2 separate regions of the Mus musculus genome follow, and region 2 is linked to region 1. Evidence: chromatin loops called from intact Hi-C (ENCODE). Cell type or tissue: heart. All regions are shown on one strand.

The links. Hi-C counts contacts between places; a loop is a spot of excess contacts. Peaks named below come from ENCODE experiments on the same cell type or tissue, not always from the same donor. Only the 100,000 strongest peaks of a DNase experiment are listed, where the experiment ranks them.
Region 2: it touches region 1 in a loop (3-fold over the local background); 10 of 42 quality-filtered maps call a loop at or near these places.

The regions. Positions count from the first base shown.
Region 1 is chr13:80,879,074-80,887,073 of GRCm38, reverse strand. Arrdc3 (arrestin domain containing 3) reads right to left here and starts at 3,652. Exons shown (of 8, transcript NM_001042591.1): 1 at 3,145-3,652. The coding sequence starts at 3,424. In heart, no CTCF peak of the experiment used is centred here; DNase peaks (open chromatin) are centred at 983, 1,473, 2,233, 3,743 and 1 weaker place; H3K4me3 peaks cover 4,675 bases; H3K27ac peaks cover 4,817 bases.
Region 2 is chr13:80,936,682-80,944,681 of GRCm38, reverse strand. It overlaps 5430425K12Rik (RIKEN cDNA 5430425K12 gene), which reads right to left and starts at 4,279. Exons shown (of 5, transcript NR_103550.1): 1 at 4,028-4,279; 2 at 3,385-3,476. In heart, a CTCF peak has its summit at 3,662 (motif pointing right); DNase peaks (open chromatin) are centred at 3,621, 4,091 and 5,281; H3K27ac peaks cover 555 bases.

The DNA of each region.
Region 1 (8,000 bases):
CAGTTTTTGATGGCTACTGGCTTTCTAGAGAAGACTGTTCCAGTTCCACCCTGGAAGCAGAGTTGGGAGGACCCCTGGGACTCAGGGCCACCCAGAGGGGACCCTGTCAAAAGGAAAGGGGTAAGCAACTGTTTAAAAGCTAAATACAATTGTTTACTTAGACAATATTCAACACTCAACTGGTTTTAGCAGCAGACTGAAATCTGTTTTTATAAGTTTAATTACAAGGCACAGAATTTAAAAGATGCTTACAAAGAAACCATTTTTTTCAACATCCTTAAGTCTAATTGGGTAGTTTCCATTTGTAGGGGCTTGGGCGGGGGCGGGGTGGGGGTATAAGCTTTCACTTAACCCATTTCTTCTGCTCGGATTCATTTGTGTGTGTGTGTGTGTGTGTCGTGAAAATAAATCAAAAATGTGAAAAGGTCCTTTTGGCTTTCTCCGTAATATACCAAAGTCTTACTAGCGTTACTTGATGGGCAATCCTTTTTAATTAGAATGGGATGGAGGTGGGGGCTGGCGCTGCATCATTACACTTCACCTAAGTACTGAAAATACATACAAAATATGATTTTCCTCCCCAAATCATCGTGACCCGCCCATTTCTGCACACTCCTGCCCGCGCCTCCTGGGGAGCCCCTCTAAGTGTCAGCCCTGAGGACCGGCCAGGGGACCGTGGCCCGTCAATTCGCTCCCTCCAAGGCGCTCAAACTTCGCCTCCCTCTCCCTTTCTTCCTCCCGGTTCCCTTTTGTGCCAGCTCAGCAGTCTCATTGAGGCGAGCGGCGGCCGCCGCGCCGTGGTAAACAAGTGCCTGGCTGTCAATCAAGAACTAGACTGGAGCAGGAGAGGACCGGCCTAAACCGGCGCTGAGCAGCTCTCAGCCGGCCCGCCCGCTCGCGCCCGCGCTCCGCGCGCCCCGCTATACATACGGCATACGTCGCGCGGCGCTCGCGCCCGCGCAGCCTAGCCTGCTGAGCCGGGGGCGGGGCCACCGCGCGCCGCGCTTCCGCTTTCCACGCCCCAGCCGGTGACCGGTTCAATCTGGCTCAGGCCACCCTGACACCTACACAGTTACAGCCGGGGGGAACTGGGGCGGCGGCAGGGAGGCGAAGGCCCGGGGGGGAATAATGGGCGAGGCCGAGCTGGCCGCAGCGTTCTCTGCAATGCCCAGCCTCTGTCACGTCCCCTCGGGTCAGACAGGTACCAGCCCCGGGGCGACCCTGACGCCCGCACGTTTCTCAGTCCCCGGTGGGAACCGAGCCTGCACCCAAGGCAATGGCACCTGCGGCGGCTGCGCTGGGCGAGGGGCGCGCCCAGAAGCCGAGGTGGCGGGCCAGGAGGGACCTTTACCGGCGCACGCCGGTTCCAAGCCTCGCCCCAACCGGCGCGAGCCGGCTTGATCCTCCCCACCCCCACCAGCCCAATCCAATCAACGCCTGGCATCGCCTTAGCAACAGGCTAACAAACGCTGCTCCGCCTATCGCCGGGCGCCTGGGGCGGGCGCTCAGCTACCAGGCTAGTTTGAGAGCGAGCTGCCAGTTTGAAGTCATTGAAACTATTCCAGCCCTGCGAGCCCGTCCACGCGTAGCCAGGCTTGCCGGGGCACCTCGCAGGGTGCAGGTAGTTATCCTAACCGTGAGATCGTGGTGCAATGGATCAAGTGTTTGTCCACAGAACTCTCTATCTATACCCCCCACTACAAGTCTGAACTCTTCGAGGCAAAAGTCTTTGTCTCTTCTTATTTCATTAAAGGCTGCAACGTCCAAGCAGGCTCAAAAGCAAATTCATGTGCCTGCCCTTTTTTTTTTTTTTTTTAAAAAAAAACGAGAGCGCTGTCATTAGGCATTGTACGCCCCATCCGTGTGGACGCTGCAAAAAAAGAACTAGGGAACCATTCAGTATTTGGAATACCCTGGTGTAGGTGCGTAAACCCTAAGAATTGGCTTCGCCTTCATATTTAAAAGACGATACATTAATTCTGTGTAACTTAAAGCATCCTCCATTTCCCACTTGCCTTAAGTTCAATTAACGTCTCCCTAGGATGTACATTTTAGATATTAAAAAAAAACAAAGTATTCCTCTATCTGAAAAGTCGCCAGTATTTGCACTAAAATACTGCATTAGAAAGGAGAAACAAATTACATAACCAGTTTTAACATTATATTCTTCTTGGACTAGGAATTAAGTCATCGCCACCACCTGACGCGTGTAACCAATCTGCTGAGAGGAGAACAAGCGCCCCTCCTCACCATCCCCCAGAACTGGTCCGAAACAGGATTGAACCGCTTCTAACAAAGGGTGGAAACTTAGAAAAACAAGCTTGGAGTCGCCTGTATTTCCACAATGTAGGCACTTAAACAACAGATTGCAAATCTCAGGACCCCTTCTCCCTTTGACAATGCTTCAATCTTCGTCTTATACCCCAAACCCAAATCCGATGTGTCATATACTTTTCAATTCCATCTGTCTGCCATGGGTTTCATTGAATCCACGTTCCAAAGTTAGACATGATGCTCCGAGAAGAAAATCACTGACCCCGAATGGCTTCTAAAACTGACTTAATAGTTTGCATAATGATAGACATTATTCTTTGAAATAAACGATGCTTGATGTACATTTTAAAGGGAATTGGGAAAAATAGGGGGAAAACACGTGGGGGTGTTGGTGCCATATGTCAAAATAAGGGATGGAAGCCCTTTATCAAAGAACAATAATCAAGTCCTCAAAGTCGTTTGCACGTTAATATCAAAATCAGATACATCTAGCAACCTTCTTAAATGTCACTACAGTTCTTTATTGGAGCTCATTTCTGTATCTAAGATTGTAAAATAAAGGAAATCCAATATCGGACTGCAGCTTTTGCAAATGAATTTGAAAATATTAGTAAAACGACGGAGTCACATTTAAACACGTTGTAAGGTGCGTATGGCAGATATGAAGCCGGTTACAGATGTAGTTAAGTGCAGTTTGCACTCACTTTGCAGACGCCTGCATGGATTAAGGCTTAACACGCTTGAACGTCAAGGAGAAACTACAGCTTCTAAGTTTGCTAACCTTTAACAAACTGCCGATTAGAACTGCACTAAATGAGATTAAAGTTCTCATGCAAAGAAGTCGAATGTAGTGACTAATTAAAAACTTACCTCTTTCGTGCCCAATTAAGATGTCTTTATGGTTGAAATATTCTACTTCTTCAGTGTAATTCTGTGTATAGGCAGTATTGGAGCCGGCGTTTCTTGATTCCGTCCACCGTACTTTCGCATGTCCTCTTGCGTGAATTTTAAGAGATTTTACTCTGATCTCCCCGGTAACTTCTAAATTTACCCTTCCTGAGACAGTGTCCCCGCTAGAATACACGGGGACATTACTGTCATTAAGACAGTCAAAGCTTATTGTCAAACTCTTTACCTTTCCCAGCACCATGATTATAACAAAATCTATAAAAATATAATGTAAGACCAAAAAAAAAGTCAAGATCGCATATAAGATGTGATCTTCACTTAACACTGATGGGTGTCTTTGCCGTGCAAGAAAAAAAAATCATGCAGGCAGGATCAGTGATTGTCTACAAATAGTTCATTGAGATTTCTTAAAAAGTCAGGGCAGCAGAGAAGCCGCTGCTCCACGCTCCTGCTCGTCTCAGTGGTCTCCTTACAAAGACGGGCGGCTGGAGGCTGCCAGCTCACTTTAAGAGCAGCTTTGTGAAAAACAACCCTAGTGCGCAGGCGCAGGCTGCGACTGCGGCCAGCCTTCCAGCGCGCTCCCTCCCGCGCGGCGCGCGCCCGGCTCTTGCCGCACGCTCCCGGTACAGTAGGTGTGGAGCGGGCGCCGCCGACTTCGGTGCATGGGCCGCTGCGATTGGCAGGCGGGCACCCCGCCACCCCCGCCACCCCCGCCACCCCCGCCACCCCCGCCACCCCCGCCACCCCCGCCGCGGCCGCAGCGCCGGCCCCGCACGCGCTCCCGGAGCTGAGCAGAGGGACCCGGCGGCGCCAGGCCAGGAGTGTGCGCCTGGGCCGCGGACCCGGAGGACGTGCGAGCCGTGGGGGAAGGGGAGAAACCAGTTGGGCAAGCGGTTGGTGGCCCGAGTCTGAGCTAATGAATTTCAAAAGAAACGTAATAAAAAGCAGACAAATATTGTTCATAGAAGAAAGCGTTGTTGACTTGGATAGAAATAACAAAAGCAAGCAGGACTTTGTAGGCTGGGTGGCAATGGACTAAGCCAAGGCCTGAGGAGCCAAAGAACAATGCTCCAGGCAGCTCCCGTCTTCAGCTCCTACAGCATCAAACCCAATCAAGTTGTCTGTGTAGTGTGTAGGCCTGACCACTTCCTCGAAGGGAGAAAAAGTCCTTTTTCAAGACATCACCTTTTGCTCCTTTTGCAGGGAATGACTCGATTACAACTCCTGTATCAGGAATAAGAATAGAGCTCACACCCCTAATTACCACCTCATAAGAGGCGGTTTGAACATAGTCATTTAGCTGACATTGTTTACAACAGACTGAAAAGCCTTAGGAAAGCATATAAGGTGGTTTTTGGTTTTTAAGTATGATTTGTTATATAAGTGAGGCTTAATTTTGTTAAGCCTTACTTTTAATTCAACATGCTAATTGCCGTGCTGCATCTTTAAATACAGGCACATTTCTCCTTTTTTAATGCCTTGAGTAAAATACTCAGTCATAAACATCACCAGGATTTAGGGGGTAATAGATCATTAACAATCAACATAACCTCATAACAGGGCTATGTTATAAAATCCTGTATTATGCCTAACCAAAAAATGTGGGGGGTTGGTTGTCCATAGTTAAACATTAGATTTTTTTTTTGAATGATAAATCTGGATAGGTCGAATCACAACAAACTAAACACATTCATCTTGCTGTTTTCTTTATTTAAAAAAGAAAAAAAATCTACATGTTTAGTTAGATTGAACTTGACACTTGAACTGAAAAAAAAAACCTAAAATATAACTATGTGAAGAATAATTACTGGAAAAGCCAAGAAGAGTTTAGCTTTTTATGCATAAAATTACACATCTGTGTATTTGGTCCGGGGTGGGGGGTAGGGGCAACTTTCTTCTCTTGGTTGACACCTGGTGGATAATCCAGGTAAAGTGTCTAACCCTTGGGCTAAGGGTTGGTAACAAATACTATTGGTGTTTTTCTCCCCCTAGTGGTAACAGCCACGTCTTTGCTAGAATGTCAAGTTTCCTTCAGTATGAGGTGGATTTCAGCATTAGACACCACAGAAGATTGAGCAAGGAGTGGAGTTAAAAGTGGGCACAACGAGAATTTACATTATTTTTTAAATTTTATTTATGTATGTATATCTATGTAAGAGCACGCATTGTGTGTTCTGGAACCTGTTAAGCCAGAAGATCGGTGGCCTCAGACTCCCTGTTACTGGAGTTATAGATGTGAACGTGGCTACGTGGGTGCTGTGAACTGTATCACATTTCTGAAAATTAAGGATCACTATGTAAGAGCCTGAGAATTGCATTTAATGGAAAAGGATCCTAGTATTGTTTGTAGTTTGTAAAGTTTCTAATGGGGAATCAACACCATCCCTGTATTGCTCCCTCTTTTATTTGATGCTCCTAGGATCTTTTGCTTCATTAGATTTACTTTGCTATTAGTCTAATGTGACTTCTCAAAGACTTTAGTAATGGACACATGCTAAACCTTAACCAATAATTTTTACCCATGTTGCATTTATTTCCCTTTGGTCCCCTTTTCCTTTTGAGGTTTTGTTACATAGTATTCCTCAAGTGTGTAAACAAGTATATTTGATTCATTTGGCTTTCCCCTCCTAGTTATTGAAGCCACAAAAGCATGACGAACAAACAAATATGCTGGTACCTCTAAGTACTTGTGTATATTTTCATTTCTAAAAGAAATGTTATGCTTAGGTCAAATTTTGTATGTTATTTCTCTTTGATTTTAATAACTTTGCATTTGCAGACTCAAAATGTCTCCCCTTGAGACAGCTGGGAGTGCTGGGTTGTGGCGTGCTATCTTGGGCTTCTCTGATGTTTCACTGGGACACTATTGTATTTTGATTTAGATTTCAGCTATTCATCTTCACACCAAGGCTCTTTCCTGCTGCAACCCAGCCTACATCTCATATGCTTTGTCCTCCTACTCATCTGCTAAGTCTCTCCTCCTGTCAAGTACATCTTCTGCCCCCTTTGTTGGCTTGGCTTGTTGTTGCCAATATGTAATTTAAAGGCGAGAGTCACCAAGAGGAATCGGCTCCTAGGAAATTCACATTTTACTGACTGAAAGTTTGTACTAGGGGAATGTTGCCCTTCCCGTCACCTAGTAGTCTCTCTTGATAATGAGGTTTCTAAAAGCCAGGCATGGTTGGGGCACCTGTAATCCTAGATTTGGGGGTAGGGGTAGAGGCAGAAGTATCAGGGATTCAAGTCCAGTCTTGGCTATCTGAGATCCTGTTAAAAACAAGACAAACAAACAAACAAACAACAGACAAAAACAGTAGCCACCAATAAGACAGACAAAGAAAATATCAAAAAATAATATAATAAAAACCCAGACGTTACCTGTGGCTGCCACCTTTTCTATGTGCGTTGTGGAGGGTTTCACGCATCCGGTTAGTGTTACCGTTGTTAACTACCCTTACTTACAGTCATTGAACATCCTCAGGAGATGATCTTAATCCACCATCAGCTCACTGTTCATGTTGCTGTTGTTCCTGCTTGGGGAGAATTTCACTTGACTAGTTATGGTTAAAATCAATCAAGAGAGTGTCTCATGGGACACTTGCAGGTGAGGTGACTTAAGTCTAAAAGTTGGTTGAGGGCGTGCTACTCTAGAAGATGTTTTCAAGTGACCTTTTGTTGTGAGACAGCACATTTCATCTATGGCTTGGTAAATTCTCACACATAACTGGCACTTGGATTTATTTTATTATTTTTGTAATATAAACCTTTTGATTTTTGCAGCAACTGTGTCAACCAGCATATTTTACAGGAGAGAAGATGCATCAGAAATTCCTACTCAGGATTAGCCTGACTCCTTATAGTTATGTATGTATTTCACTTGGGAAAATCTGTCAGACTTTCAATGCTTTATCATTTTGGACTTTGAAAGACTTGTGTCAGGCTGTCTTATCTGTGGGACACAAGCTCCTCCCAAAGAAACCCACCAAAGAGTGATTCTTTCTTCTCCAGTAGCCATTAGCTCCCCAGGAAGAGATGGAGACTACAGAGCACCGTTCTAATCTAGGCTAGGATTTTGCTTGGCTTGGTCTTGTGCAGGTAACCTGCAGTTTCTGTGACTTCATGAGGAGTCTAACCAGAAGATGGCATTTCACTGCCCTCTCTGCCCTCATTTGGCTCGATAAATGTTGACTACCAGTGTTAAGCATAAGCTCACTGTAAGGTTATAGAATTATATGGGAAGATACTTTTTAAAAATTTTTTATTATTTTATATATATATATATATTTATCTAACAGCACACAAAGAAAAATCAGATGAGACTGATGAATTAAAAATAAATTCAAGAGCTGGAGATACGGCTCAGCGGTTAAGAGCACTGACTGCTCTTCCGAAGGTCCTGAGTTCAAATCCCAGCAACCACATGGTTGCTCACAACCATCACAGCTACAGTGTACTCATATACATAAAAATAAATAAATAAATCTTAAAAAAATATTAAGTTCAAATCACCCTTATTTAAAAAGTGAATCCTTGGGGCTGGAGAGATGGCTCAGAGGTTAAGAGCACTGGCTGTTCTTCCAGAGGACCTTGGTTCTATTCCTAGCATCCACATGGCAGCTTACAACTGTCTGTAACTCAGTTCCCAGGGATCCAACACCCTCACACAGACATACATGTGGTCAAAATACCAATGTACATTAAATAAATAAATAAATAAATAAATAAATAAATAAAATAGAGAGTAATTTTTCTTTTTAAAGTGAATGCTACCCATGATATCCTTACCTTGGTATAATATCCAACTTTATTTTAAAAAA
Region 2 (8,000 bases), 58 kb before region 1:
TGCATCCTTAAGAGGATTGCTATCCACTACACTAAACATGTGATTCTCTTCTGGTTGCCAAAAATATTTGCTCTCTTTTTTATTCTTAGGTTAATACAAAATCACTGTTTGTTTAATATATAATCATTGTATATAGTATAGTCATTGCTTACTCCAAACACTGAAAATGTCAAATGGAAAAACCATAGAGAGTGGGACTTAGTAGCTAATGCCTACAGCTATTCAGGAAAATGACCCAAGGAGGAGTGTTGTGACTCAGAACAAATGGAACTTTTCTTTACATTACTAGATAATATTCATGCATTTTTCTCTCTGAAGTGATGACCAGTGTATCCCAATCCATAAAAAACCGCTGTCCTGAAACTATTCACTGAAGACAATTAGCATCATTTTCATTTTTTTTTTTAAATTCAGGGTCTCACCAGCCAGTCTAATCACTACATACTGGCCTACGACTCACAACAATCCTCCTTGGGTCATGTGTGTGTGTGTGTGTGTGTGTGTGTGTGTGTGTGTGTGTGTACCTGTGTGTATATCTGTATATGTCTGTGTATGGTTTGTGTGTTTATGAGTATCTTTGTATGTGTCTATGTATAGTTGTGCATCTCTGTGTGAGTCTGTGTGTATCTGTATCTAATTCTGTGTATATCTGTGTATATCTGTATCTAATTCTGTGTATATCTGTGTGTGTCTGTATTTCTGTGTGTGTTTGTGTGAATCTGTATGTATCTGTCTGTATGTGTCTCTGTGTCTATCTCTGTGTGTATCTCGGTGTGTTTCTGTGTGTGTCTGTATATTTCTTTGTGTATGTATTTGTATACCTCTGTGTGTCCCTGTGTTTATTTCTGTGTGTATCTGTATGAGTCTCTGCATTTCTCTGTGGGTGTGTATTTCTGTGTGTTTGTGTGTGTGTGTGTTTCTGTATGCATCTGTATGTATCTGTGTGTGTGTGTCCTGTATGTATATCTGTATGTGCCTCTATATTTCTGTGTGTCCCTGTGTGTATCTCTGTGTATTTGTGTGTATCTCTGTGTGTATCTGTATATATATATCTACATTTTTGTGTGTGCCTTTGTGTGTATTGGTGTGTATATCTGTGTGTCTCTGTGTTTATTTCTGTGTGTCTTTTGTGTATCTTTGTGTGCCTGTGTGAATCTATATGTTTGTGTCTACGTATCTCTGTGTGTGTGCCTGTGTATCTGTATGTGAATGTATTGGTGGTGATTCTGTCTCATTGTCTCATTCTTGGCACTCAGTCTGTATTCAGGAAAACCAGATTGAAAATTTGGAATCTGTGCCGGAATGGATTGAAACTGGCCTCCAGTCACTAAGGAAAAATCAAAACAAAACACACAAGAATTTAGAAAGGACATTTTTCCTGCCAAAGGATAATTTTTCCTTGATGTTATTTCTTATTTGGGCCAATATTCCAATGGAAAAAATAGATTGGTCAAGAGTTCAATATAATTTTTTGTGACATTGAACCAAAAGTAACATCATAAAGCATGTGGAGGCTGGTGATGTAGCTCAGTAGGTAGAGTGCTTACTAGCAGGGATAAAATCCTGCTTCCACCCTGGATCCCATCCTGGGTATCGTATTAACCAGATGTGCTGGCACACATATGCAAGCTAAGCAGTGAGCTTCAGCTATGTAGTGAGATTAAGGCCAGCATGGACTCCAGGAGACCTTGTCAAAAAGAATTAATGACAGAAAATTGCATTCTTTCCTGATGATCTATATATATATGTGTGCAAGTACTTCATATAAAATGTTTTTTAAAACTTAGAAAACAGAATAATACTTTTTGTTATTTGGAGAGTAAATGCTGAAATTTATTAATAAGATAGCTATTAAGCATTTACTATAGGTCAGAGGTTACATAGTAGATTACAGGGTGATTAATAAAAACAATAGGAACTAACAAAATTGCACACAAGATGAAGGTTTAAGTATTGTCTTCAGGCTTCTGGAATTATTATAAATCAATTTATCTTTTTGCTACTGTTGTCAGGAAAGTACTTAATGAACAATGTTTAGATTATCTGGACTTTGAAAGGCCGAGTTAGAATGCAGTCTGTGTGCTTTCTTGAGTCAAATGGCATGATAGGTAAGAAGAAGAAGCAGAAACTGTATCAGAGGTTCAACTGGCCTGAGAGACATAGGGGTAGATCTCCATCTCCTCTTTATGTCAGATGGAGAGTAGCCTTAGAGCAAAAGAAAAAATGATCTGGTTTGGATTACATATACCTTTTAAGATGTTGAGTATTATAATTTGGAAAAATGTTACTCACATGTACTTAATTGGCAAACACTTTGCATGTACTTTAGATATCTTTTTGACAGGACATTTCAGCCTGTGGTTATTTTTTCATATATTTTATCATTTTCCCAAAGAAATGCATGCATTTACACAGGCTAAGAGAGTGCAGTCAGAGAATTCCATCGTTAACCATAGGTTACCGATCATACGCTGAGGAACTGTCTGGCCTTATCAGGTAGAACTGAAATCATGGGAGAAGACATGGTAATGACACTAAAAGGGGGCACAAGGAAAGCTCCCCCTTCCAGGACAGGTGCGAGCACCACTCTGGCCGCTGTGTAGCTCAGGACTCCTCAGGACAGCTGGCTGACACGGACAGATTGTTCGCTGCCCACTCCAGGGGTTTGCAGGCGTTCTTTCACACATCAGCGGAGCAGGGGAGGCACTATCTGTTCTCTGCCATTAGGGATTCCTATGCAATCTGAGGAAAGAAGCCTTTTTAACCCTCAGAAGTGATCCTTGAGATCTCTAGTATTGATCTACATGCAGAACCACTTCTGGAACTTGAATCATTGAGAGAGCATATGTATGCTGGCACTGTGGAATCTTAAACCACCTAGGATTAAAAACAATCAAAAACCTTTAGTCTGTTTGAAGATGACATTATGGAACCAAACCACTTACTACTCCTCTTTTCACCTGCCAATACAGCAAAAAGTAATGTTGAGGCTACCTCCATCGCCCCCCCCCCCACCCGCTTTCCTTCTTCTATATGTCCCTACATTAAAGAAGGTACTTGGGGGCTCCTTCAAGAAAAGTTGACTCCAAAGTGAGCTCCAGTGGTCAGCCAGGGCCCCATTTCTAGAGGGCAGAGTACAGTTCTGGTATGAGGGCAACACTGTGTGGCTGCCACACACCACTTCCCCCAACCCATCTGCATACATAGGCTGAGCACTTGCTCAGACACAGGGACCCATGAGAACAAGTCCAGTGTTGCTTCACCGATTAAAGGGCTCCCATGAAGACTCATGCAGCTAGTGCCACCCTACAGACTGCCCGAGCTGCCCACAGGAAAAACTAATTACATTCAGATCGCTGGAGAGCGGTCATCCAGAATACATACCTTGCAAAAACTTAGGAACATTCAGGTTGAGTAATGGTTCAGATGGTTTGCAAATAACACATGCTCGTTTTTATGTTGCTAAAGACTCTTTGCTAGGAAACGAAACACTTGAAATTTAATCTGTAATGTTCTCAAGAGTCTTAGGCCAAACCAACTCAAGCTGTGAACGCCTTGGCTCTGGAGAGCCAGGCAAGGGTCAGGGCAGGGCAGTCCCTGGCCTGGCCTGATGCCTCCAGAATAAACCAAACAGCCACCGGAAGTGGTTTCTGGGAGTCAGTAGGTGGCACACTTCCTCTTGAGTCAGAACTGAATCACAGCTGTGAGCCGCAAAAAGGATCTTTCTTTATCCCCTACCTTTTTTCCCTGTTCCCAGCAGTCACATTATCAAACTCTATCAAATGATGTGTGCCTCGCTTAGCTTAGCATATTCCAATGAAGAAAGGGAGAAAGAAAACCATTTGGAAACAAGAAGAGGGTGGGAAATACAGAGGCCTGAACTGAACTCTGACATTGTTTCATAACTAGTCACATTCTAAGAGATGCAAAGGAAAGCTATCTGTAGGTTTCACTGGGGTCATAAGGACCCCAGTTCTCCCAGCTCCTGTCTGACCCACTTCCAGTGAGACAGTTAGCTCTCACTTACATAAGCTGTGTTGCTTAAAATGGCCCTGCTTGGCTTTTCACTTGCTGAACCTGGCATACTCCCCTGTCTGCTGGACAGCCGTCCTCGATGCTGTCCCGAGCAAGGCCTTCGGTCAGCTCTGGGTGAAATGATCCTGTTCTGAATGTACTGAATGCTGTTGGCAATGCTGTAAATTGTTTTTAGTCCCAAGGAAAAGAACTCGGCAGTTACCAACAAGTCACAAAAACAGGCATACTTTCCCCCATCTTCTCCCTAGTGTAGTTCTGGGAATGCACATATATTTAACCACATTTTTATCTGATGACCTTTATGTTAGTATTGCTTTGCTGCTTCCTTTCAAGCCAATGTATTTAGATTGATAGCATGTTTATGAACATGACTTCATAGGCCCAGGCTAAATGCCCTATGTTTGTTTGACTCCTAGAAAACTGATAATCAGCCTGGAATCAGAAATCTTAGTACAATGCTAATATCTCATGGTTCCTGCTGTAAACCAGTCCAAAGTTTAAAGAACACGTTGATTTGTGTTCAGATTCAAGATAAACAGTAATCTGTAACTGTTTATATAGTCCTATGCTTAGTATATGCAGGGCCTTGGCTGCTGTCCTCAGTAGTGTGTGTGTGTGTGTGTGTGTGTGTGTGTGTGTGTATTTATGTATGAGTGTAAATGTGTGGGAGTGTGTGTGTGAGTCAGTATACAGGTGTGAGTGTGTTATGAGTGTGTGTGTGTGTGTGTGTGTGTGTGTATTTATGAATGAGTGTAAATGTGTGTGAGTGTGTGTGTGAGTCAGTATACAGGTGTGAGTGTGTTATGAGTGTGTGTGTGTGTGTGTGTGTGTGAGAGAGAGAGAGAGAGAGAGAGAGAGAGAGAGAGAGAGAATAAAGGGATCTGTGGAGTTGTGGGACCTTGCATAAGTCTCTGAACCTGTCTGAGCCTTCACTTCCTCAGTCTGCACAACAGGTTTCTAACACAAGGGTAGTCTTACTATGAGAACTGCAAGCTTTTCCATAGTGCCCAGGACAGCTCTTGTTTATGCTCAGTCTTTAAGATCAGTTTGTGCTTGTTCTCTTTATTTACAACATCTTTTCGCTGGGAGATATGAACAGCATTTGGACAAACGTGGGCATGCCAAGTCCCGTCTTGCCCAATGACATCATTTACATCCAGCTCCTGTAGCAATTTCATCCACAACACCTGCAACACATGTGACATCAAGTGGCATGTTGGACTCCTTCACAGACTGGTGGGGAAGTGAGCCAGGCAGTTTTCAAAGCCAAAGGCAGCTGTCTGGGCTGGACTGCACTGCCTGTGGATGGCAAGCTAATGGGAAAGGAGTCCTCATCTGACACATGGAAAGGAGTGCCTAAAGGACCAGTTGGGAGCGGGGCAGGGGGGGGGGGTGCAGAGCCAGCAGCAGCAGCAGCAGCAGAACTCATAGCAGCTAGATCTGGCACAGCCAGGTCAAACCAGGCAAAGGCTGGCCATCAGGGAGAAACAGACATTGCCATGAGAACTGAAAAGCCCTTCAGAAATTCGCATCTCCTGCATTTCCTTGATGCCTCTCTGCATTTGCTCCTACAGGGCATTCCTTCATTCCCAGATGGAAATGTGAACAGTAGAGGTCCTCCCCCTTCCCTCCTCCAGAAAGTAGGTCCAGAGGATCATTGACATCATGATCCTGTGCTCACCTGTCTCAGAACCAGCACATCGTGTACTGTGGTTGGCTGATTATAGTCTTCACTAGGCTGTGAGCTACTAAACACAAGGAATCTCTCCCAAATGTTGAAGCTCCAGAGTGCCAGCATGCTCAGCAAGGTCTCTCTCTTACTTGTCCTTTGTTTTGTTTTGTTTTGTTTTGAGGTAGATTAGCCAGATATATTTAAAATAATATTTTAACACTCCGTCGTTGAAAGTTTTAATTGGGACAAATTTATGAGACTGAATTGATAATAAATTTATGCAATAAATTGTGATCATGACCATCTGCCATTTTCCTCTTTTCCCTCTCCAGACCTTTACCTCTCTATGTGTCCCTTCTGATTTCATGCCCCCCCTTTTTATGAGATATTTTCTTTATTTACTTTTCTTTTCTTTTTTTTTTTTTTTTTTTTTCCGAGACAGGGTTTCTCTGTGTAGCCCTGGCTGTCCTGGAACTCACTTTGTAGACCAGGCTGGCCTCAAACTCAGAAATCCGCCTGCCTCTTATTTACTTTTCAAATGTTATTTCCTTTCCTTGTTTCTCCTTTGAAAATCCCCTAGCCCATCCTCCCTCCCCCTGCTCATTAACCCACCCACTCCTGCTTCCCTGTCCTGGCATTCTCCTATACTGGGGCATAGAGCCTTCACAGGACCAAAGGCCTCTCCTCTCACTGATGTCCCACAAGGCCATCCTCTGTTACATATGTGGCTGGAGCCATGGGTCCCTCCATGTGTACTCTTTGGTTGGTGGTTTAGTCCCAGGGAGCTCTGGGGATACTGACTGGTTCATATTGTTGTTCCTCCTATGGGGCTGAAAACCCTTTCAGCTCCTTGGGTCCTTTCTCTAGCTCCTCCAATGGGGACCCTGTGTTCAGTCCAATGGATGGCTGTGAGCATCCATTTCTGTATTTGTCAGTCACTGGCAAAGCCTTTCAGGAGGCAGCTATCTCAGGCTCCTGTCAGCAAGCCCTTGTTGGCATCCACAATAGTGTCTTGGTTTCGTGATTGTATATGGGATGGATACCCCAGTAGGGCAGTCTCTGGATGGCCTTTCCTTCAGTTTCTGCTCTACACTTTTTTTCTGTATTTCCTTCCATGGGCATTTTGTTCCCCCTTCTAAGAAGAGCCAAAGTATCCACACTCTGGTCTTCCTTCTTGAGTTTCTTCCTTCTTGAGTCTGTGAATGTATCTTGGGTATTCTGAACTTCTGTGCTAATATCCACTTATCAGTGAGTGCATATCATGTGTGTTCTTTTGTGATTGTGTTACCTCACTCAGGATGATATTTCCTAGTTCTACTCATTTGCCTAAGAATTTCATGAATTCATTGTTTTTAATAGCTGAGTAGTAGTACTCCATTGTGTAAATGTACCGCATTTTCTGTAACCATTCCTCTGTTGAGGGACATCTGGGTTCTTTCCAGCTTCTGGCTATTATAAATAAGGCTGCTATGAACATAGTGAAGCATGTGTCCTTATTACCAGTCGGAACATCTTCTGGGTATATGCCCAAGAGAAGAATTGCTGGATCTTCTAGTAGCAGTACGTCCAATTTTCTGAGGAACCGCCAGAATGATTTCCAGAGTGGTTGTACCAGCTTGCAAACCCACCAGTGGAGGAGTGTCCCTCTTTCTCCACATCCTCACCAGCATCTGCTGTCACCTGAATTTTTTATCTTAGCCATTCTGACTGGTGTGAGGTGGAATCTCAGGGTTGTTTTGGTTTGTATTTCCCTGATGACTAAGGATGGTGAACATTTCTTTAGGTGCTTCTCAGCCATTCGGTGTTCCTCAGTGGATAATTCTTTATTTAGCTCTTACTTGTCTTTTAACCATTTCTGTACCTCCATGCACACCCTTCAGTGATTTCTGTACCTTCATACACACTCTTCAATATTAACAAACAATATTTGTTAATATTGAAGACTTGAAAGAAAGAAAGAAAGAAAGAAAGAAAGACAGAAAGAAAGGAAGAAAGAAAGAAAGAAAGAAAGAAAAATAAAGTAAAAAAAAAGACATTATTGCATACGAATATTTGGAAGTGGAATTGGGTACCTCCAGTGCTAAGGTCCCCTGTGTTAGCTGAGCATGCTCCACCTGAGTTAAGGAGTCAGTACTCCCCCATAATGGGATAGACAGTATGGAAAAAAGAGGATGGAAATGGAACTGAATTGGCTCTGGGAAGCCAAACTAGAAGCTTGGGCCTTGTCTAAGTGGAGTGCTGCGTGTGTGTGTCCTGGAAGCCTCTGTTTAAATAGCTCACACCAGAGTGACTC